Regions from separate parts of the Homo sapiens genome. Here region 1 is linked to region 2. Evidence: read pairs that join two places in POLR2A ChIA-PET (ENCODE). Cell type or tissue: CD4-positive, alpha-beta T cell. All regions are shown on one strand. Each heading gives the region's core, and the rest is flanking DNA. Links, peaks and the distances in the headings are about the cores only. Region 1 has its middle 36 kb from the start of PNRC1-DT. Region 2 overlaps RRAGD (Ras related GTP binding D).

Evidence for each region. ChIA-PET counts read pairs that join two places held together with the same protein. Peaks named below come from ENCODE experiments on the same cell type or tissue, not always from the same donor. Only the 100,000 strongest peaks of a DNase experiment are listed, where the experiment ranks them.
Region 1: POLR2A ChIA-PET joins it to region 2 with 5 read pairs; 3 of 35 experiments call an interaction of 5 or more read pairs at or near these places.

Annotation. Positions count from the first base shown.
Region 1 is chr6:89,036,468-89,053,387 of GRCh38, reverse strand. No RefSeq gene overlaps it. Among named protein-coding and RNA genes, the nearest start is that of PNRC1-DT, 36 kb to the left of the region's middle. RefSeq lists a silencer at 10,491-10,691. In CD4-positive, alpha-beta T cell, for the core only: no CTCF peak of the experiment used is centred there; a DNase peak (open chromatin) is centred at 8,207.
Region 2 is chr6:89,373,430-89,378,429 of GRCh38, reverse strand. RRAGD (Ras related GTP binding D) reads left to right here. Exons shown (of 7, transcript NM_021244.5): 5 at 617-759. Among named protein-coding and RNA genes, the nearest start is that of UBE2J1, 23 kb to the right of the region's middle. RefSeq lists enhancers at 2,332-2,832, 2,833-3,333. In CD4-positive, alpha-beta T cell, for the core only: a CTCF peak has its summit at 2,819; a DNase peak (open chromatin) is centred at 2,689.

The DNA.
Region 1 (16,920 bases), core at 6,110-11,109, 330 kb after region 2:
CTGGGATTACAGGCATGCACCACCACACCTGGCTAATTTTTGTATTTTTAGTAGAGATGGGGTTTCACCATGTTGGCCAGGCTAGTCTCGAATTCCTGGCCTCAAGCAATCTTCCTGCCTGGGCCCCGCAAAGTGCTGGGATTACAGGCGTGAGCCACCATGCCCGACCTCAACTCAGTGCTTTTTAAATTTACCAGTTGAGCTCAGAGTAAAGTGAATTCTTAGACACAGAAATATTCTTTCCAAGTGGGAAATTCCTCTATCTAGCCTCTCCGTTAATTAATTCATCTCTTTAATGTCTGTAAAGTTTTTTATTGAAATATCACATCTTCCTTCCCAGGGCACTGCTGTACAGATTTAAGTAAAAATTTGTGGAAGCTTTTGAATTTTAAACAGACAAAAACAGAGCTTCTTTGATTATAAATGATACAGGGGACCTGGCATGTTCATCATATGTTTTATTTTTGTTTTTATATAATTTTTAATTTGTTTTTTGAGACAGAGTCTTGCTTTGTTGCCCAGGCTGGAGTGCAGTGGCACGATCTCAACTCACTGCAACCTCCACCTCCCAGGTTCAAGCGATCCTTGTGCCTCAGCCTCCTGAATAGCTGGGACTACAGGCCTGCACCACCACACCTGGCTAATTTTTGTATTTTTAGTAGAGATGAGGTTGGGCCATGGTTGGCCCAGGCTGGTCTTGAACTCCTGGCCTCGAGCAATCTTCCTGCCTGGGCCCCCCAAAGTGTTGGGATTACAGGCGTGAGCCACCGAGCCTGGCCTATTATGTACTTTAATATGTAGTCCTATTTGATTACATAATACATATTTAAGTAAACCATTTTAGCTGGGACTGTTTCTGAATAAGAGGAAACAATACATTAGACCATAAATAAATAACTTTCTCCACTCTAAAACCATTAGTGGGACTTACCAAAATAAGCACGTCTTGCCCTGTAGCAAAATGATAAATAAATATAGCTTTTAGTACTATAAAAGAAGAAGAAAAAAGTATCTTTGAGAAGGATTTGAGGGGCACTGCCATAAGATAGGTGGGTATAGGATGTGTGTAAAGCCTTTAATAAGCCTCAAATATATTGTAATTTTCCTGCTTTCAAAGAACTTATACCTTCTTGAGGAGGCCAGCTTTCCATGAACAATGTAATTAAATGGGATAATGTATGAAAAGCACATGCTTTTGGTTCACATTAAATAAGACCATCAGGCTGGGCATGGTGGCTCACGCCTAAAATCCTAGCACTTTGGGAGGCTGAGGCCGGCGGATCACTTGAGGTCAGGAGTTTGAGACCAGCCTGGCCAACATGGTGAAAACCCATTATATGGTTAGGCTTTGTGTTTCCACCCAAATCTCATCTTTAGTTGTAATCCCCACGTGTCAAGGGAGAGGCCAGTTGAAGGTAATTGAATCATAGGTGGTTTCCCTCATCCTGTTATTGTGATAGTGAGTTCTCACGAGATCTGATGGGTTTTAAGGGGTTCTTCCCCCCTTCACCTGGCACTTCTCCCTCCTGCCACCCCATGAAGAAGGTGTCTTGCTTCCCATTAGCCTTCTGCCGTAATTGTAAGTTCCCTGAGGCCTCCTCAGCCATGAGGAACTGTGAGTCAATTAAACCTCTTTCTTTCCCTAAATTACCCAATCTTGGGCAGTTCTTTATAGCAGTATGAAAATGGACTAATACATCTGTCTCTTCTAAAAATACAAAATTAGCCAGGTGAAGTGGCCCACATCTGTAATCCCAGCTACTTGGGAGGCTGAGGCACGAGAATCGCTTGAACCCAGGAAGCAGAGGTTGCAGTGAGTAGAGATTGTGCCACTGCACTCCAGCCTGGGCAACAGAGTCAGACTCTGTCTCAAAAAAAAGAGAGAGATCATCAGAATTCATTTATTTAACTTGCTTTCACTAAAAACTTAAGTGCCTTCTATGTGCTAAACACTGTATTAGACTTGGGAATTGTTGTGTTAAACAAGGATCATGTTTAGGCCTCCTAAATAGCAATGTAGGCATTAATGCAAAAGGTATCAGAAGTTAGTATAGGATGAAGTGCAATAGAGATAGTTTATTTCTTAGAAAAAGCTTTGGAAAATTCTAAGCACAAAGGTTGGACTTGTTATCCGCTTACTAAAATGTGACTCTTGCAGGTTGCAGCAGCAGTCACATACACTCATTTTTTCAGCGCAGAGCTGGACTACTTGTCATGGAAGGAAGGTGAGTGGTATTTGGGGCCTGGCTAGGGCTACTGACAGCTGACCGACTGTATCTTTTCTCTGTAAAGCAGGTAAGCAAAATACACAGTAAAGGTGTCCTTGGCCCGTGGCTGTAGTAAAGGTGCTGGCCCACGGCTGGAAGGGCTTACAAACCAGAAGGTGTTACCTAAGGCCTTTCTACCCATGGTTACAAGGCCACTCCAACATACTGAGGATTTACTCATCTTACAGCTGTACCTGGTAAGAGTCTGCTATATTTCCACCAGTTCCCCAACGAATGTGGGCAAAGCTGTGGCTCTGCCAGCTAGACTCAGGAAGTTACAGAGGTAGATATATAATTATGTCACCAACTTTTCCCCTTCTGAGAGCCAGCTCCTTCCACACACACCCAGCAGGCTGAGCTTCATTGTTTCTTCTTCAGCCTGGGCACTGAGACATGTTTGTTCATTAATGTACCTGAGCTTCTTAAGCTGTTGTCTCTCCTTCCTGAGAATGCATGATGTGTTTTCTTTTCCTCAACACCCCACTTTCTTGGGGTTTTGGTTTGTTTGTTTTTAGAAACAGGGTGTTGCTATGTTGCCCAGGCTGGTCTCAAACTCCTGGGCTCAAGCAATCCTCCCTTCTTGGTCTCCCAAAATGCTAGGATTTCAAGTGTCAATCCTTTTCTAGGATGTCTAGTCCACTTGCTTTTACCCAGGACAAACATACTCCCTCAGGGACTCACCTCTATCCAGTTTTCCTGCGCAAGGCTGCCAGCTGTTTCATACATTACTGGAAAATTGTGCAATTCTAAGCAAAGAGGCTGGAGGCTGGGATTCTGTGCCAATATTAGAATCTGGGGTTCCCGGAGGGCTGAGGGCTGTGTTGCAGAGAAGATTGTTGTCATTGTTGCAGCAACTATTGCTCTAGGACAGCAGTTTCAGAACGTGGTCAGAGAAACCCTGGGATCTCTGAGGTCCTCCCTTTTCCAATCACCTATCTGTATAAGGTCAGATTTCAACCAAAACACATCTCAATAGATTGAATGCAGATGTAGGTATGAGAATCCAGCTCCCTTCTGTCAAGAGATTTGCAAAAAATTAAAATTTTTGTTTTAATTTTAATACAATAAATATTGACATAACCCATGTAAAGAAAATGCCTTGGAGTCCCCAACAATTTCTAAAAGTTGTAAGGGGGTTCTGAGATTGAAAGTTTGAGAACTGCTACTCTAAGCTACTCTTGGCCCCACTTTGTTCTTCCCGCTCATCTTGAGGGACCTCATAAGACTCATTGCTTCAACTACCACGTCCAAGTTGGTGATTGTTGTGGGCAGTACATAAGCTTCTGCGTGCTGTTCTGCAAGCACCTGGGGATAAGGGAAATAAGATTGCCCCTGAGAATTGAACTGGATAAATCCATACACAGCAGATATGACCCACCATTCATGCATTCAACAAATATTTATTGAGCACGTACTCTGTGCCATACACTCTTCCAAACACTGGGCTTACAAAACAGAAAATCCCTGAACATCCTACTGGGGTATACTGAGAGACGATAAAAGAGTATAATGGGGTCCGGTTTGGTGGCTCATGCCTGTATTCTCAGCACTTTGGGAGGCTGAGATGGGAGGATTGCTTGGGGCCAGGAGTATAACACTATCCTGGGCAACAGAGTGAGACCCTGTCTACAAAAAATTTAGGAAAAAAAGAAAAAGAAATCAAAGTAATGTGACAAGAACTGTATGTATGCGTGAGTTTGTGTGTATATGCCTGTATTTTCTTTCTTTCTTCCATAAATTATTCCCCAATAGCCATTCTGCTAGTAGCCCTCCTGGGAAGTGGTGTTTACAAATTTCATCTTGGTAAGGAGGCAGATATGATGTAAGACAAGTTCCAGCCATGGAGGTGGGGTAAGGAAGAGAGCAAGGAGAGCAGATCTTAGGATTGGCAGCTCAGGGACAAGAGCACAGCAGCATCTTTGCAGCACAGGTTGGCAACCATCCAGAGGAGAAAAGCATGGGCTATGAGCCACCATGAAGTCACTTAAGCACCACCCTTCAAACACCATCTTAAAGGATGAAAAGACAAAGGGAGAGAAACAGCTCTAATGGGGAGTTATTGGCTGGAATGAGAACTTAAGTCCGAAGAATGAGATACTTTTATTGGTAATTTTAAGTTCCATTTCAAACATTTTATTTGCATGTCTGAGATGTAGTGTGATAAAATTTCAATCTGGCTGCATTAACGTTTTACTGCTGCTGGACTGTATCTGAAGCCTTGAGGCAGGGAACTCAGGCAAAAATGGCTCTATTAGACTCTTCCTTCCCATTCAATCTAAACCCAAGTGTTACCACCCAGATGACCACATGGGAGAAAGGAGACTGAAAAGAAGACCCCAGGAGGCAATGAAAACAGGATGCAGGTCTTTTTCTCCTGAAGGAAACAGTTCCCATCCTCTTTGCCACTTAGGCTACCTGGAAGGGAAAAGCAGAAGAGTGAAGAACTGGTCACTGATCACATGCAGCCTGCATTCAAGAAAGAAGACAGGGCTAGAGAGGGAAATAAAGGGCGGGTCTTTTTCTGAGGGTGCCAGAAAATTCTGGCCTTCCGAGAAGATGAAGAAAGACAACCCCTCTCATGTGGCCCAATCAGTGTCCCTGGAATGACTCATCAGATTAGGGGCTCCTTCTTGGAGTGGGAATGAAGATAAGGATCAAGGAGGAAACTGGATGAATGCCTCTCCCATCATACCCAAACTCACAGCATCCCTAAAAGGCGTTTTAAATGGAGAAATTGAGACTCAAGGTAGAGAAAATAAAGTGAAGTCATACTCTAGGAGCAGAGCCAGGTTTTGAACCCAGATTTGACTTGTTGCAAAGTATAGCCAGTTCTTGCCAAACCCCAAGCTTCCCCACTCCCACTCCCCATCAGAACCTGTTTGGTTTTTTTGAGACAGTCTCGCTCTATCACTTAGGCTGGAGTGCAGTGGTGGGATCACAACTCACTGCAGCCTCGAACTCCCAGGCTCAAGCGATCCTCTCACTTCAGCCTCTTAGGTAGCTGGGACTACAGGTACATGCCACCACACCCAGCTAATTTTTTTATTTTTTGTGGAGATGGGGTCTCGCCTTGTTGCCCAGGCTGGTCTTGAACTCCTGAGCTCCAGCGATCTGCCCACCTCAACCTCCCAAAGTATTAACGATTACAGGCGTGAGCCACCTGGCCCAGCCCAGAACCTGTTTTATTTAGTGGAGGCAATCTTTCTTGCATCTTGCAGTCTTGTGTCTTTTCCTACCCTGGGATATAAGGTGAAATTCCTTGTCTAGAAGAACCACGGCTGTAGCAATTATTCATCCATCCAGCAAATATTTATTGAGCGTGAGGGGTGAGGTCTGTCCTCAGTTCTGGGTCATGAAATCACTTTTATGATTATTTCAGTTTCCTGAAATGTGATAAGCAGCTAAATGGATCCAGCCATAGGAGGAGAACTGATTGAAAAGTGAGGAAGTAGAGGATGAGAGGACAAAGACCAACATTTAAAAGCCCTAAAGTAGCTGAGGTTCCTCAATGAGGGTAGGACAGGAACTGTGTTGTTTACACAAAATGAGATGGTGTCAGTGAAGCTTTTCTTGGGGGTGGGGGAGAGTGTGTGCACATACTCCGTTTTTCCCTGATCGTTTTCTGTGCTGATGGAATCCTGTTCCATGGATAGATTGTGCTTTTATTTTTAAATTCATTTTTTGAAGCTGATTGGCAGTTTGTAATCTTTCCAGCCTTTTCCTGAGCAATTCTAATCACCTTTCAACTTTTTTTGAGGTACCATACAAAGCAATCTAATTGTTGACATAAACCAATGTTGGCTATACGATTAACCCTAGCACAGAGTTGATTTATCTACTCTGGTTTATCCTTAGCAAAATTTAAATCCCAAACCTACAACAGTTTCAAACTACTCTCCTTCAGCCTTCTATTAATGTAAGTTCGGGTAGTACTAACTTAAATGTAGTTTGCATGATAAATCTGTTCTCTAAGATTACATGTTTTCCAAACCAAGTATGCTTAACTTTTAGATCATCTAGGAGAAAATAGAGCACAATAATAAATAGCAGGGGCCCCGAACTTCACCGTCTAGTTGAAGCCCCAGTGACTGCATTTATTAGCTCTGTGACCTCGGCAGAAGCATTGAACTTTTCTCTGCTTTTTCTTATATATAAAATGGGGATAATAAACAGCTTCTTTTCCAGAGTTGAGAGGGGAATCAATGAGTCAGTACTACTCAGTAGGAAATAAATGTAACTTAGTAAATGTCAGTTTATTTTTTATTTATTAATTTTTTTTCAGGCCAAGCATGGTGGCTGTAATGCCAGCACTTTGGGAGGCCAAGGTGGGTGGATCGCTTGAGACCAGGAATTCAAGACCAGCCTGGGCAACATACTGAGACCCTGTTTCTATTTTTAAAAAATTTATGAAAAAATTAAAATAATTTTTTTCTTTCTCTTTTTTTTTTTTTTTTTTTGAGACAGGGTCTTGCTCTGTAGCCCAGGTTGGAGTGCAGTGGCATGATCACGGCTGACTACAGCCTCGACCTCCTGGGCTTTAGTGATCCTCCCACCTCAGCCTCTCGAATAGCTGAGACTACAGGCATGAGCTGCCGTGCCCAGCCTAATGCCGGTTTTCACCATTATTAGTTTTTAAGTTTCTTTCCCTCTGTTGCCTTCTTTTTGAACAATTAAAGCCATTTATTTCGTTTAAAAAAACCTGATTAAAGAACTAATACTTATTGATTCTCTATTAATTATTGGTGAAAGATGCAGAGCAGACATAAAAAGACTAAACAATAAAAACTACCCCTTAATCCTAGGCCTAAGAAATATAACCACTTTTAAAACAACTTTCAAGAAATCTGGCCGGGCATGGTGGCTCATGCCTGTAATCCCAGCACTTTGGGACGCCAAGGTGGGCTGATCACTTGAGGTCAGGAGTTCGAAACCAGCCTGGCCAATGTGGCAAAACCCTGTCTCTACCAAAAATACAAAAATTAGCCGGGCGTGGTGGCAGGCGCCTGTAATCCCAGCTACTCAGGAGGCTGAGGCAGGAGAATCGCTTGAACCTGGGAGACAGAGGTTGCAGTGAGCTGAGATCGCACCACTGTGCACTCCAGCCTGGGTGACAGAGTGAGATTCTGTCAAAAAAAAAAAAAAAGAAAAAAAAGAAAATAAATCTATTTACTAGACTTTCTAAGAAATGTCTGAAATGTTGATTATTTGACTTACAGAAAGAAAAAACATTTGTACCAATGTGCTATTTCTCTCCTCTCGACTGTTTCGGTAGGAATTTGTGTATGAGTAAACAAATTTCTAGTCATCACATAAAATTTTCTTTGCCAAGAAAGATTAATGAATCATCCTCAGTATCCACTCTTGTCTCCTCTGACACAGCCTCAGAGGAACCCACCATCATACTTTTCCATCTCCATGGCTTCACGTCCTCATTTGAAGAACAGGGACAGCGAGAACTTGATGGCACTTCTGGTCCATGTTTCTCACACAGGGACACAAAAGCCTAGGAAGAAGCCGTAATTGCTGGAGCTGGGATTAGAGGCCAATACACTTCCCCCACCTTTTTTTTTTTTTTTTGAGATAGAGTCTTGCTCTGTCACTCAGGCTGGAGTGCAATGGTGTGATCTTAGCTCACTGCAACCTCTGCCTCCTGGGTCAAGTGATTCTCCTGCCTCAGCCTCCCGAGTAGCTGGGATTACAGGCATGAGCCATCACACCTGGCTAATTTTTGAATTTTTAGTAGAAACAGTGTTTCACCATGTTGGCCAGGCTGGTCTTGAACTCCTGACCTCAAGTGATCTGCCCTCCTGGGTCTCCCAAAGTACTGGGATTACAGGCTGAGCCACTGCGCCCAGCCAGGCCAGTCTGCTTCCCACCACACTGTGCAACCGTGCCAGGCTGAGCTCAGAGCATTCTGTCCTGCGCCCAAATCTGGCTTCCTACTTCTAAAACCACCCTTATCTGAGAGGGTGGCTCTAAAAAGGAAGCAAGTCCAAGCTGTGAAAGGGCTTTGAAAGAGGAAGAGAGATATTCCGAAGCTGCAGGAAGGTTTACTCTTTGTGCTCAAAAGCATGCAGACCTAAAACAATGGTTCTTAGATCTGTCTTGTTGGTGGAAGCCTTCTTCGTAATTTGGAGTAGCTTACCTCCCAGGTCTGTGCAAGAGAAGGCTGTTCTTTAAAAATAAATCACAGCATAGCCTCTAAGGAAAAACCACCCTAAGGAAAAGGGTGGTTTTGAAAAATAGGTCAGCTTCAGGCTGGCGGACCACTCCCTCTCAGAAGAAGCAGGGTGGGCGGAGAAGGCCTGAGGACTGAGGAATAAGACAGCCCTCAAGGACTTTTACAGGAAAATAGTGTTACAGTCACCAAGCGAACACCTGCAGGAATACAGAAACAAGTACACAAGGTGTGCAGATTAATACCAGGTGGAAGGCAGACATAGCTACATTGGTGAATATGTCTTTGAAGGAAACCCTGGCTTGTTTGTGTTTTTTTTTGTTCAGGAGGCTGAGGCAGGAGAATTACCTGAGGCCAGAAATTCAAGACCAGCCTGAGCAACTAGTGAAATCCTATCTCAAAAAAAAAAAAAAAAAAAAAAAAAGAACGTGAAATATTCAGGATCAAAAAGAAAAATGAAGCCGGGCGTGGTGGCTCATGCCTGGAATCCCAGCACTTTGGGAGGCCAAGGCGGGTGGATCACTTGAGGTCAGGAGTTTGAGACCAGCCTGGCCAACATGGTGAAACTCCATCTCTACTAAAAATGCAAAAATTAGTGGGGCCTAGTAGTGGGCACCTTTAATCCCAGCTTCTCTGGAGGGTGAGGCAGGGAGAATTGCTTGAATCTGGGAGGTGGAGGTTGCAGTGAGCCGAGATTGTGCCACTTCACTCCAGCCTGAGTGACCGAGCAAGACTCTGTCTCAAAAAAAAAAAAAAAAAAAGGAAAGAAAAGAAAAAAATTAGATACTTCCTTTATTACTTCTATTTGATCTTTTCATATTGAGTTTTGTCTTTTTTTTTTTTTTTTTTTTTTTGAGATGGAGTTTTGCTCTTGTTGCCCAGGCTAGAGTGTAATAGCGCAATGTCAGCTCACCACAACCTCTGCCTCCCGGGATTCTCCTGCCTTAGCCTCCCGAATAGCTGGGATTACAGGGATGTGCCAGCACACCTGGCTAATTTTGTATTTTTAGTAGAGATGGGGTTTCTCCATGTTGGTCAGGCTGGTCTTGAACTCCCGACCTCAGGTGATCCACCCACCTCCCAAAGTGCTGGGATTACAGGCATGAGCCACCATGCCCAGCTGTTTTGTCTTTTTAAAGAAAAAGTAGGCTGGACACGATGGCTCATGCCTGTAATCCTTGCACTTTGGGAGGCCGAGGCAGGAGGATTGCTTGAACACAGGAGTTTGAGACCAGTCTGGGCAACATAGAGAGACCCCCATCGCTACAAAAATATTAAAAAATTATCCAGGCATGGTGTGCCTGTAGTCTCAGCTACTCAAGAGGCTGAGGTGGGAGGATTGCCTTAGCTGGGTATTCGAGGCTGCAGTGAGCCATAGAACTCTAGCCTAGGTGACAGAGTGAGATCCTGCCTCAAAAAAAAAAAAAAAGTAACAACGCTCTAGTGTGTTTACATTTGGATGAGACAAAATTAAATAAGATCAAATATGCAAAGTGCTTGTCTTATATAGGCTCTTTTTTTTTTTTTTTTTTTTTTTTGAGACAGGGTCTAACTCTGTCACCCAGGCTGGAGTGCACTGGTGTGATCGTAGCTCACTGCAGCCTCAAACTCCTGGGCTCAAGCAGTCCTCCCACTTCAGCCTCTGAAGTAGCTAGGATTACACATGAGCCAACACACCTGGCTGAATTTTTTATGTTTTGCAGAGCCAGGGTCTCACAATATTGCCCAGGCTGATCTCAAAGTCTTGGCCTCAAGTGATCTTGCCACTTCAGCATCCATTGGTTCAACACTATGAACTGATTTTATCTGTGCAGTGGATAGGAAGAACCCATTGGATGATTACAGTTATAAGTCCCTTCTGACAGATGAGAAAACAAAAAGGCAGAGAGGTTAAACGATTTGCCCAAGGCCAATAATTAGTACTACATGATCCCAAATCTATCAGATCCATTTTAACCCACTATGATCAGTCTTTCTGCCCCGCCGACCACACCACCAAAACCACTTTTTCAGTGACTTCTCCATTGCCAAATCCTATTATCAATTTTCAGTCCTATCTTACTCCACCTGTCAGCAGCATTTGACACAATTGATCACTTCCTGTTTCTTAAAACCTTTTTTTATTCTATTTGGTTTCCAGCACTCCACCCTGTTCTTCCTCTCCTGTATCTCTCCAAGTCTCCTTTGACTAATTCTTCCCATTGTCCTGAGCATCTCAGGGTTCAGTCCTTGGATATCTCTGTCCATATCCATTCCTTGGATGCTCTTGATTTAAACACCCACTCCCCACCTCCAAACTTATTCCTTCTTGAATGTTCCCCATTCCAGTGGCTCGGGGCTAAACCTTAAGGTAATCCTTTAATGTTTTTCTCTCCCATTTCACACCTAATCCATCAGTAAATCCTATGAGATATATATGTGAGCGTTTATATATATGTATATATATATATATATATATCTCTCTCTCTGAAATTATTATATATATATAAAATCTCAAATATGACCATTTCTCCCTGCCTTCATTGCTACTACCAAGTTCAACTCCCACCTAACACTGCAGAAGCCACCTAACTGGCTTCCCTTTGCCCTGCCTTGCCCCTCTACATTTAGTTGCCCACATGGCAACTAAATTTAAAAAAAAAATTTTTTTTTAAATTATACTTTAAGTTCTAGGGCACATGTGCACAACGTGCAGGTTTGTTGCGTATGTATACATGTGCCATGTTGGTGTGCTGCACCCATTAACTCGTCATTGACATTAGGTATATCTCCTAATGCTATCCCTCCACCCTCCCCCCACCCCACAGCAGGCCCCGGTGTGTGATGTTCCCCTTCCTGTGTCCGGGTGTTCTCATTGTTCAATTCCTACCTATGAGTGAGAACATGGGGTGTTTGCAAAGTGATTTTTTAAAATGAGAATCAGATCCTGTCACTGGTCTGCTCAGAAGCCTCCAACAGCTTTCTATCTTGTAGAGAAAAATCCCAAGTGCTTACCATGACCCCTGACTACCTCTCCGATCACTCTCACTCCCTCTCTTGCCTCTCCCCACGCACTAGCCTTGCTTTTCCTTGGTCATGCCAAGCTGGCCTGGTCTAAGGGCCTCTCTTGCTGGAGCCTGTCTGAAACGCACTCCCCAGACCTCGGCAGGGCTCACTCCTACACTAAATTCAAGGATCCTGTCAAAGGCTGCCTCACATATCCTCTGAAATGACACTCCCACCCCTCTCTATTCCTTTACAGTGATATGACTTATTTTCTTCATGGCTCTTATCACTACTTGTCTTTTTGTTCACCGCTGTATCATCAGTGTTTATTATAAAACAGGACACATAGTATGCCAGGCACTGTTCTAGGCTCTGGAAATGTGGAAATGAATAAAACAAAGTTCTTGCCTTGATAGGGTTTATGTTTCATGAGATGCCACAAAAATAAACAAACATGTAGCACACCTGATGGTGGTAAGCTCTTTTTTCTTTCTTTTTTTTTGTTTAGACAGGGCCTCACTCTGTCGCTCAGGCTGGAGTGCAGTGGCGTGATCATGGATGGCTCACTGTAGGCTCCCTGGGCTCAGGTAATCCTCCTGCCTCAGCTTCCCAAGTAGCTGGGACTACAGGCACATGCCACCACACCTGGCAAATTTTTTGTACTTTTTGTAGAGACTGGGTTTTGCCATGTTGCCCAGGCTGGTCTCAAACCCCTGAGCTCAGGTCATCCACCCGCCTCGGCCTTCCAAAGTGCTGGGATTACAGGCATGAGCCACCATGCTAGGCCCTGATGGTGATAAGTTCTATAGAGAAAAATAAAGCAGGGCAAGGGGGATTGGGAGTGCGAGGATAGAGGTTTTGGATTTTGCTGTTTTGAATACAGTGGTCAAGTAAAGTCTCACTCATAAGGCAAGGTTTGAGTTGAGACCTCAACAAAATGAGGGGGAAAGTCGTAACAATATCTGGGGGAAAGAATGGTTCAAACAAAAGGAAGGGCAAGTACAAAGAACCTAAGGCAGGAATGTATATGGCTTGTTGGAAGAGCAGCAAGGAAACCCGTGTGGCTGAACAGAATATTTAAGAGGGAGAATCAGAAGATGGTGACCCAAGGCCAGGCACAGTGGCTCACCCTGTAATCTCAGCACATTAGGAGGCCGAGGTGGGTGGATCACCTGAGGTCGGGAGTCCAAGACCAGCCTGGCCAACATGGCGAAACCTCATCTCTACTAAAAATACAAAAATTACCCGGTGTGGTGGCGCGTGCCTGTAATCCCAGCTACTGGGGAGGCTGAGGCAGGAAAATCGCTTGAACCCGGGAGGTGGAGGTTGCAGTGAGCTGAGATTGCTCCACTGCACTCCAGCCTTGGCAACAGTGCCAGACTTCATCTCAAAAAAGAAAAAAATTTAAAGAAGAAGATGGTGACACAGAGGTAAGAAGGGGCAAGAGTGTAGGGCCTGTAGTTTATGTAATGAATTTGTTGCAAAGTTTTTCTTTGAGATGGGAAACTATTGGAGTGTTGGAGTGTTTTAAGCAGAGGAGGGGCATGATATGCTTGCATTTACAAAGGACTATTCTGGCTAGGCATGGTGGTTCATGTCTGTAATTCCAGAGCTTTGGGAGGCTGAGGCAGGAGGATTGCTTGAGGCCAGGAGTTCGAGACCAGCCTGGGCAACATAGGGAGACCTCGTCAGTCTCAAAAAAAAAAAACGAAAAAGAGAAAGCCAGGTATGGTGGCATGCACCCCTGTATTCATACCTACTGAGGAGGCTGTGGTGGGAGGATCGCTTGAGCCCAGGAGTTCAAGGCTGCAGTGATTTGTAATTATACCACTGCACTCCAGCTTGGGTGACAGACTGAGACTGTACCTCTGGAAAAACATTAAATAAATAAATAAATAAAAAGGACCATTCTGGTTGCCATGTTAAAATGAGATTATAGAGGGGCAAGGGTGGGAGCAAAGAGACCAATTGGGAGTCTGATGCAGTAATGCAGGCAGAAGGTGATAAAATCGTGATCCCCAGTGGTAATGATAATGGTGGCAAGAAGTGGTGAAATTCAGGATGTATTCTGTATTGAGCTAACAGACTTTATCAATGGATTGAACATAAAAAATGAGAGAAAGGGAGGAGTCAAGGATAAAACCAGTTTTTGGCTGGGGAACTGGTAAGATGCAGTTGCCATTTACTAAGATGAGGAAGAATACAGGAGTGTGGAGACAAAAGTGATTCCATCTTGGAGGTTAATCTGCCATGTTGACTTCTGATTAGCCCTGGTCCTGTGAATGCCTCCTGGTTTCTACTTTATTTACTGTCCCAAGTGTAAAAACAAAGCAACCTTGATGTTATCGCATACATTAGAGGCTATGATGCATATAGCATTCTTGCCTGTTCTGGAGGATTGCCTTTCATTGTCTTGGTGGAGGGAGCATGTACACCCTTACCCTATGGTACATAAGCCCTGGGTCTGGGGAGTAACAATGCAGAAATCTACCTGTCTTGCGGCCTCCCAAGACCGTGCCTCCATCTGTAAGTTCTTCCAGTAAAACACCCTATACTGACCTACATCTGCCTCGTTTTTGGGTTTCTTGGCTCCTTAGGCATTTGAGGCTGCTTTGCATATATGGCCCTTTCACAGAACAAGGAGGCACAGATTTAGGGGCTGAGGAATCAGGCATTTTCTTTCAGACATCTACATTTAACATGCCTAATAAATATACATTGGTGATATCACTCAGGCATCTAAATATATGATTGGAGTAGGTTCAACAGAGAATGGAAGAAAAAGAATTGGAGACAGCACATATAGACAATGCTTTCAAGTTTTGTGTAAAGAGAGGCAGATAAGGTGGCAGGCAGAAGGGACACATGGGGTTGAGAGATAGACAACGTCATATGTTAAGATGAAGGTATCTTTTGGGAGGCGGAGCTTGCAGTGAGCCGAGATCATGCCACTGCCCTCCAGTCTGGACAACAGAGAGAGACTCCATCTCAAAAAAAAAAAAAAAAAAAGAAAAAGATGAGGGTATTTTAGAGTATGTTGATAGGCTGATTGAAATGATTTAGTAGAGAGTAAAATTTGACTGTGCAGAACAGAGGGATAATTTCTGAGGTAATTATCTTTGAGTAGGCAAGAGAATATTGGATTTAGTACACAAGTGGAGACAATGACCTTGGACAGGAGCTTAGTTTATCCATGACAACACTCATAGGAAGGCAGAGAAAATCGTAAATGTGGTAAAGGTAGCATGTAGAAGACTATTTTTCTGGTTGCATCCTCTTCTTAGGGAAAGGGAGGTAGGGTCATCAACTGTGTAAGATTTAAGGTGAGAAGAGAAGGTGCAAAAAAGTGAACGATTTAGGGAAATGCAGGATTGTCAGGCAGCCCTAAGGGCACACCTAAGGATAGTGGTCATAATTTAATGTGAGCCACTTCATATGGTTAATTGTTTTCCTCCAGCCATGTTTAAAGAGGAGCAGGTGTGATATGGTTTGACTGTGTCCCCACCCATATGGTTTGGCTGTAGTCCCCATAATCCCCACATGTTGTGGGAGGGACCTGGTGGGAGGTAATTATGGGGACCTCCATGTTGTTCTCATGATAGTGAGTGAGTTCTCATAAGATCTGATGGTTTTATAAGGGGCTTTTCTCCCCCTTTGCTCTGTACTTCTCCTTGCTGCCACCAGGTGAAGAAGGACATGTTTGCCTCCCCTTCTGCCATGATTGGAATTTTCCTGAGGCCTCCCTAGCCCTGTGGAACTGTGAGTCCTTTAAACCTCTTTTTCTTCATAAATTACCCAGTCTTGGGTATGTCTTTATTAGCTGCATGAGAACAGACTAATACAGTAAATTGGTACCAGGAGTGGGGTGCTGCTGTAAAGATACCCAAAAATATGGAAGCAGCTTTGGAACTGGGTAACAGGCAGAGGTTGGAACAGTTTGGAGGTCTCAGAAGAAGATAGAAAAATGTAGGAAAGTTTGGAACTTCCTAGAGATTTGTTGAATGGTTTTGACCAAAGTGCTGGTAGTGATATGGACAATAAAGTCCAGGCTGAGGTGGTCTCAGATGGAGATGAGAAACTTGTTGGGTACTGGAGCAAAGGTGACTCTTGTTATGCTTTAGCAAAGAGACTGCTGGCATTTTGCCCCTGCCCTAGAGATCTGTAGTACTTTGAACTTGAGAAAGATGATTGAGTGTGTCTGGTTGAATAAATTTCTAACCAGGGCCCAAGGGCTGTTTAGTCAGTGGGTGACGGATCCTGCCAGGACTGGGTCTTTCCCTTCAAGGCAGTAGTTTCCCTTCGGTCCCAGAGTGTGTCTAGACATGTTGTCTGGGAACTAGGGCTTGAAATAGGGCCTCATGACTCTGACCAGTGCCCTATCCTACTGTGGCTGAGCTGGTATACAAGATGAAAGGCAAAGTCATCCTTTTCTTCCCTCTCCTCTTGTCAAACAGAAGGAAAAGTTCTCTTCTGGAGCTGTGAGCTGCACTGCCTGGGGTTGGGGGAGGGGTGGCATAAGCACTCCTTTAGCTGCCCTGGCTGATGTCTCATTGGGGCATGTGCTCTCCAAGTCCACTAGTTCCGAGCCCAGCACAGCACTAGGGCTTGAAGTCCTTGCAGCCTAGACTGTCATTCAAGTTGATTTAGGGCTCCAGAGCACTTCAGCCTGTAGTGTGAGGCTCGCCAGAACTCAAGTTCCAACCACCGGGATGGGTGATTTCCCCTCTGGCCAGGGCTGGTCTGAATGCTGCCTCTGTGGGTGAGTGTCAGCTGAATTCAGTCTGGTTTTTCTTTCTGTTGTGACAGGGCATCACTGAGTTCAATGCAAAATCTCACAATGCTGGGCTTTCTGTCTCCCAAGCACACATTTCTCTGTGCCACGCAACAGCTGCTGTGGGGGTGCAGGAGGGGATGAGGGGTGGGTGGTGTTGGCAATTCAGGGCTGTCTTTTATACCCTCTTCAGTGCCTCTTTCAGTGAGATGAAGTTAAAGCCAGGTACTGTGAGTGCTCACCTGATTTTTGGTTATGACGGTGTTTTTGCCCAGGCTGGAGTGCAGTGGCATGATCTCGACTCACTGCAAGCTCCGCCTCTCAGGTTCATGCCATTCTCCTGCCTCAGCCTCCCAAGTAGCTGGGGCTACAGGTGCCTGCCACCACGCCCGGCTAATTTTTTGTATTTTTTAGTAGAAACGGGGTTTCACCATGTTAGCCAGGATGATCTCGATCTCCTGACCTTGTGATCCGCCCGCCTTGGCCTCCCAAAGTGCTGAGATTACAGGCACAAGCCACCGTGCCCGGCCAATGATGGTGCTTTTTTATGCAGATAGTTATTAAATTTGGTCTTCCTGCGGCAGGGGATAAGTGGTGGGGACTTTTATTCTGCCATCTTGCTTCATCCCCCAGTTACAGACTTTTTGTGGCCTATCATTTCCTCTTGAAATTATCATCTATTGAAAAACTGAAATAAAAAGCTCAAAAATGAATTCTTA
Region 2 (5,000 bases), core at 1-5,000:
AGTAAAAGTATTTTTACTTGGCCTTTTCCTAATTGCAGGTATGTATCTCTACGAGTTAGGAAATATTGCTCAATTTGGTTACCTAAAATAAATAATTTGTGGTCATTCGAATTCTTTTTTTTTTTTTGAGACGGAGTTTTGCTCTTGTTGCCCAGGCTGGAGTGCAATGGCGCCATCTCGGCTCACCGCTACCTCCGCCTCCTGGGTTCAAGCAGTTCTCCTTCCTCAGCCTCCCGAGTAGCTGGGATTACAGGCATGCACCACCACGCCTGGCTAATTTTGTATTTTTAGTAGAGACAGGTTTCTCCCGGTTGGTCAGGCTGGTTTCGAACTCCTGGCCTCAGGTGATCTGCCCGCCTTGGCCTCCCAAAGTGCTGGGATTACAGGCGTGAGCCACCATGCCCGGCCTCTACTTTTTATTTCTTATGCAAGTCCAGTATAGAGAAGTTTATGACAGTGAAGTTTAAATTGTAATAAAATGATACAATTTAAATTTTTAGTAGCGAGTTTTGCTCATTTTGTATTTTACATTAAGAATGGCATTCAATTTTGTGTAGTCATGACATGGTCTGAAGTTGACTGTTGCTTTAAGGCAACTTTTTTTTTTAAATTTCAGAATTCTGGAATTGAAAAGGCATTTCTATTTGATGTGGTCAGTAAAATTTATATTGCAACTGATAGTACTCCGGTGGATATGCAAACCTATGAGCTCTGCTGTGATATGATAGATGTGGTTATTGACATCTCTTGTATTTATGGGTAAGTACAACATTCTTAAAGGCCACAATCAAGCCATCCTTCCTTCATAACCTTTCAGGCATTTTGCATTTACATTTACTTACTTAACTTTAACATTTTTGTCTTAAATGACTGAAATCTATAAATAAATATACCAGTTAGCATGCAATAATAACAGTTATTGAGCAAATGCCACGCATTATGCTAATCTCATTGCATGCTTCCTATTATTTATTTCAATTTTTTAGCAATAGGGTGTCCCTGTGTTGTCCAGGATAGATCACTCCTGGGCTCAAATGATCCTCTCACCTCAGCCTCTCGAGTAGCTGGGATTATAGGCATGAGCCACTGTGCCCAGGTTATCATTTAATTCTCAACTATTCGATGTGGCAGGAATTACATTTGACCCTTGAACAACACAGGGGTTGGGGTACCAACCCTTTGAACAGTCAAAAAGCCACATATATTTCCCCCCTGACAAACTTAACTATTAATACTAATAGTCTACTGTTGACTGGAAGCCTTACCAATAACATGAATGATTGATTAACACACATTTTGTATGTTATGTATTACGCACTGTATTCTTAACAATAAAGTGAGCTACAGAGAAGAAATTATAAGAAAGAATATATTTACTATTTATTAAATGGAAGTGGGTCATCATAAAGGTCTTTACCCTCATTGTCTTCACATTGAGTAGGCTGAGGAGGAGGAAGAGAAGGGGTTGATTTTGCTGTCTTAGGAGTGGCAGAAGCGGAAGAAAATCCATGTATAAGTGGACCTAGGCAGTTCAAATCTGTGTTGTTTAAGGTCAACTGTAGTGTATTCACTTTACAGATGAAAAAACTGAGGTTCAGAGTGGTTACATTTCTTACTCTTGCTCACACTATCAGTAAGGATTGGAACTGGAGTTTCAACTCAGATCTGATTCCTGATCCTCTGCTGAAAAAAATCTGTTAACATACCGTTCTTAGAAAACAGAGCTTCCTATACACTTAATATAAAATAAACAAGGAGTGGGGGAAACTGATTATGTTACCCGATGTAGAAACAATTCTACATAATTATAAATGTGCTGAACAGGTGGTGTACAGACTGACTAGGTGTGAACTAGTTGTTCATCTTATTAAGATGTTAAGGTGTTGCTATCTGTATTGTATCTGACATCCTCATCTAATCGATGAGGTAAAGCTTTTGCTCATCTTCCTCTTTACTCACTGCCTGTGACCTGCCTTACACAGCTTGACGCTCTGCCTTTCAGCTTTTGTGAGAGTCTAGTCTCCATTTTTCTCTTCCATTGCTTAAAAATCCTTTGCCCACTCAGCTCGGATTCTCTCTGTTAACTGTTAGACACACACACACACACACACACACACACACACACACACCACACACACATGGAAAGTGATACTTACAAGATTGTATTGAGGATGAAATATCATTAGGCTCATAACGTGCCTTTACCTGGTAGACTCTGGATAAATGTAGCTGCCATAATTTATTATTACTGTTATAATTAAACGCTGACATCTGGCTTTAGAAATAAACCTTATTGCCCAAGATTACTGCCCTGAAGCATTCTATTATTTTTAAACCGTTTAAATGGATGACCTTGAAATAGTCATGGAAGATGAACGCACCCTGATTACAGTGCAGATTGCCATGGTAATCAAGTACAATGAACAACACAATTAATCTGGCACATGCTTAACAATGTGCATGATCATTATTGTGCCATATGGTCATTAGCTGTAAGTGGTAAGTTGTTCATGTAAATGATGTTAATCAGAGTTACTTTTACCCAGCTAAAACAAACATGGGGAGGGAGGGGTTAGGAGGAGGTGGCCTGGCTTTGCCGTCAGATTGGTTTTTCTGTGGTGGAGTACAGTGTTCTGAGAACCCACAGGATTCAGTAAGAACCAGTCTGGGTCACAGATGGTTTGTGGGCTCTGGGGTTTCCTCAGATTGTTTGCTGGAGCAGCAACAAGCCAGTCCTGTTAACCAGCAGGAGGCAGGGTTGTGTGCAGAGCCTGGGGCCCTCTTAGGCAATGAGGAAGCAGGTGCCCTTGTAACTGGAGGCCTTGCTGCCCCTCCCCACCTGCCCAGTGGAGACCAGCAGGCCCTAGAATCAGGTGACCTGGTGCCTCAGGAATCTCTCAGCTGAGGCTGTGCCCCAGCTGGCAGCTCTGTGCTCACTCATGCACACACATGCACACGCACATATATGCACACACACATGCACACACTTTAAAATATGTTCTATCTTCATGTGTTTTCATTGCTTATAGATGAAAAACTTGAGTAGTAAAACAGTTTTTGCAGTTGCAAACCTCATCAATTTCTACTTGTAATTTTTGGTGGAGTCTGTTTTTCTAATTTGTTTAATGTTTACCTTTTTCTGATTGTGAAAGTAATACATGCTTATTGCAGAAAATACATAAAAGTCTAAAGAATAAAATTAAAGTAGCCCATAATCTCACCACCTAGAGACAGTCAGTGTTTACATTTTATATAGTTTGTTCTTATTTCCATGTGTAATTTTTAGGATAATGAGATCACATTTGTATGTGAAATTTTTCATCCTGCTTTTTTCATTTAACATTACCACCTGATAATTTTCCTGTATTATTAAATGCTGTTAATAAACAGTGTTTAATATCTATATAGTATTATATTTACTTGGAAATTTTAAATGCTATTTTCTTCATTGGGTAAAACATGTTAAATGTTTCAGTTTCTTGTTCTCAGAACATTACTTATAAGCAAGAGAGATTGAGCCTTAAAATATAGTAGTTAAAACAGTGCAATGGAAGTTAATGAATTCTGTTAAAGCATCTTTAACATTTGATGTCCAGCACTTAAAAGGTTTTTCTTTAATGTTTTGGTAGGTTATAGTGAGTTGAATCCTTTAAAAAAAACAAAAAATACGAACTTCCACAATTTACTTTTTTTTTTTTTGAGATGGAGTTTCGCTCTTGTTGCCCAGGCTGGAGTGCAATGGCATGATCTCGGCTCACTGCAACCCCCGCCTCCCGGGTTCAAGTGATTCTCCTCCCTCAGCCTCCCGAGTAGCTGGGATTACAGGCATGCACTACCACGCCTAGCTAATTTTGTATTTTTAGTAGAGACGGAGTTTCTCCATGTTGGTCAGGCTGTTCTCGAACTCCCAACCTCAGGCGATCCACCTCGGCCTCCCAAAGTGCTGGGATTATAGGCCTGAGCCACCGTGCCCACCCTCACAATTTACTTTTAAGTGGCCATGTATATGGCAGCTTAAAATACTCTCAAAACTAAAAACCTACATTTCCTAAAAATACTCTTGTGCAATTCAGGCTTTTCATTAAATCTGGCTTGATACTGTACCCCCTTGTGTATTTACAGGATTAAAGCATTAACTTTGAAATTAGCCATATCTAGGTTTGAGGTCCTGACTTTACCCCTATCGTCAGCTTTGACCAAGTTATCTTATTTTCCCCTAGCCTCAGTTTCCTTAGAAACTTAGAGGATTCTTATAGCAGACAGAGGATAATGCATTTTAAGAACTAAGAATGGTTAATATCACATAGTAAGCTTTAATAAATGCTAGTTCTCAGTGAATGTGGTAAGGTTTAACACAATTCCAATTAAGTCAAATTTCTGGTCAGTTATTCATAAATTTGGGGAGTAAAAATAAATCAGAAAATTTATGTACAGTTTTAGGTAAGGGGGAAAAGGTTTAGGGAAGTGTCCTTTGCCTGTGAGGAAAGGATTCATAACACTTTTATTACACAGGTATCTTCAGAGGGTCCAGTTTCAGTCATTAAAGCCATGATAATAAGTGTGTATTTTATGTTCTCAGCATTATGCTTAGTGCTACATATGCATTATTTCATTTAATCTTCATTAGAAAACTTTGAAATAATTACTGTTAGTGTACATATGAGGAAATTGAGGCTCAAAGAAGTTATTCGACTTGTCCAAGCTCACATAGCTAGCAAATAAAAGAAATGAGATTCAAACCCAAGTCACTTGTGTCTGCACACCACACCTTTTCTTAAATAGACCTATATATCTTTTTTTTTTTTTTTTTTTGAGACGGAGTCCTGCTCTGTCACCCAGGCTAGAGTACAGTGGCACAATCTCGGCTCACGGCAACGTCTGCCTCCTGGGTTCAAGGGATTCTTCTGCCTCAGCCTCCCGAGTAGCTGGGACTACAGGTGTGCGCCACCACGTGGTGCCTGTCTAATTTTTGTATTTTTAGTAGAGATGGGGTTTCACCC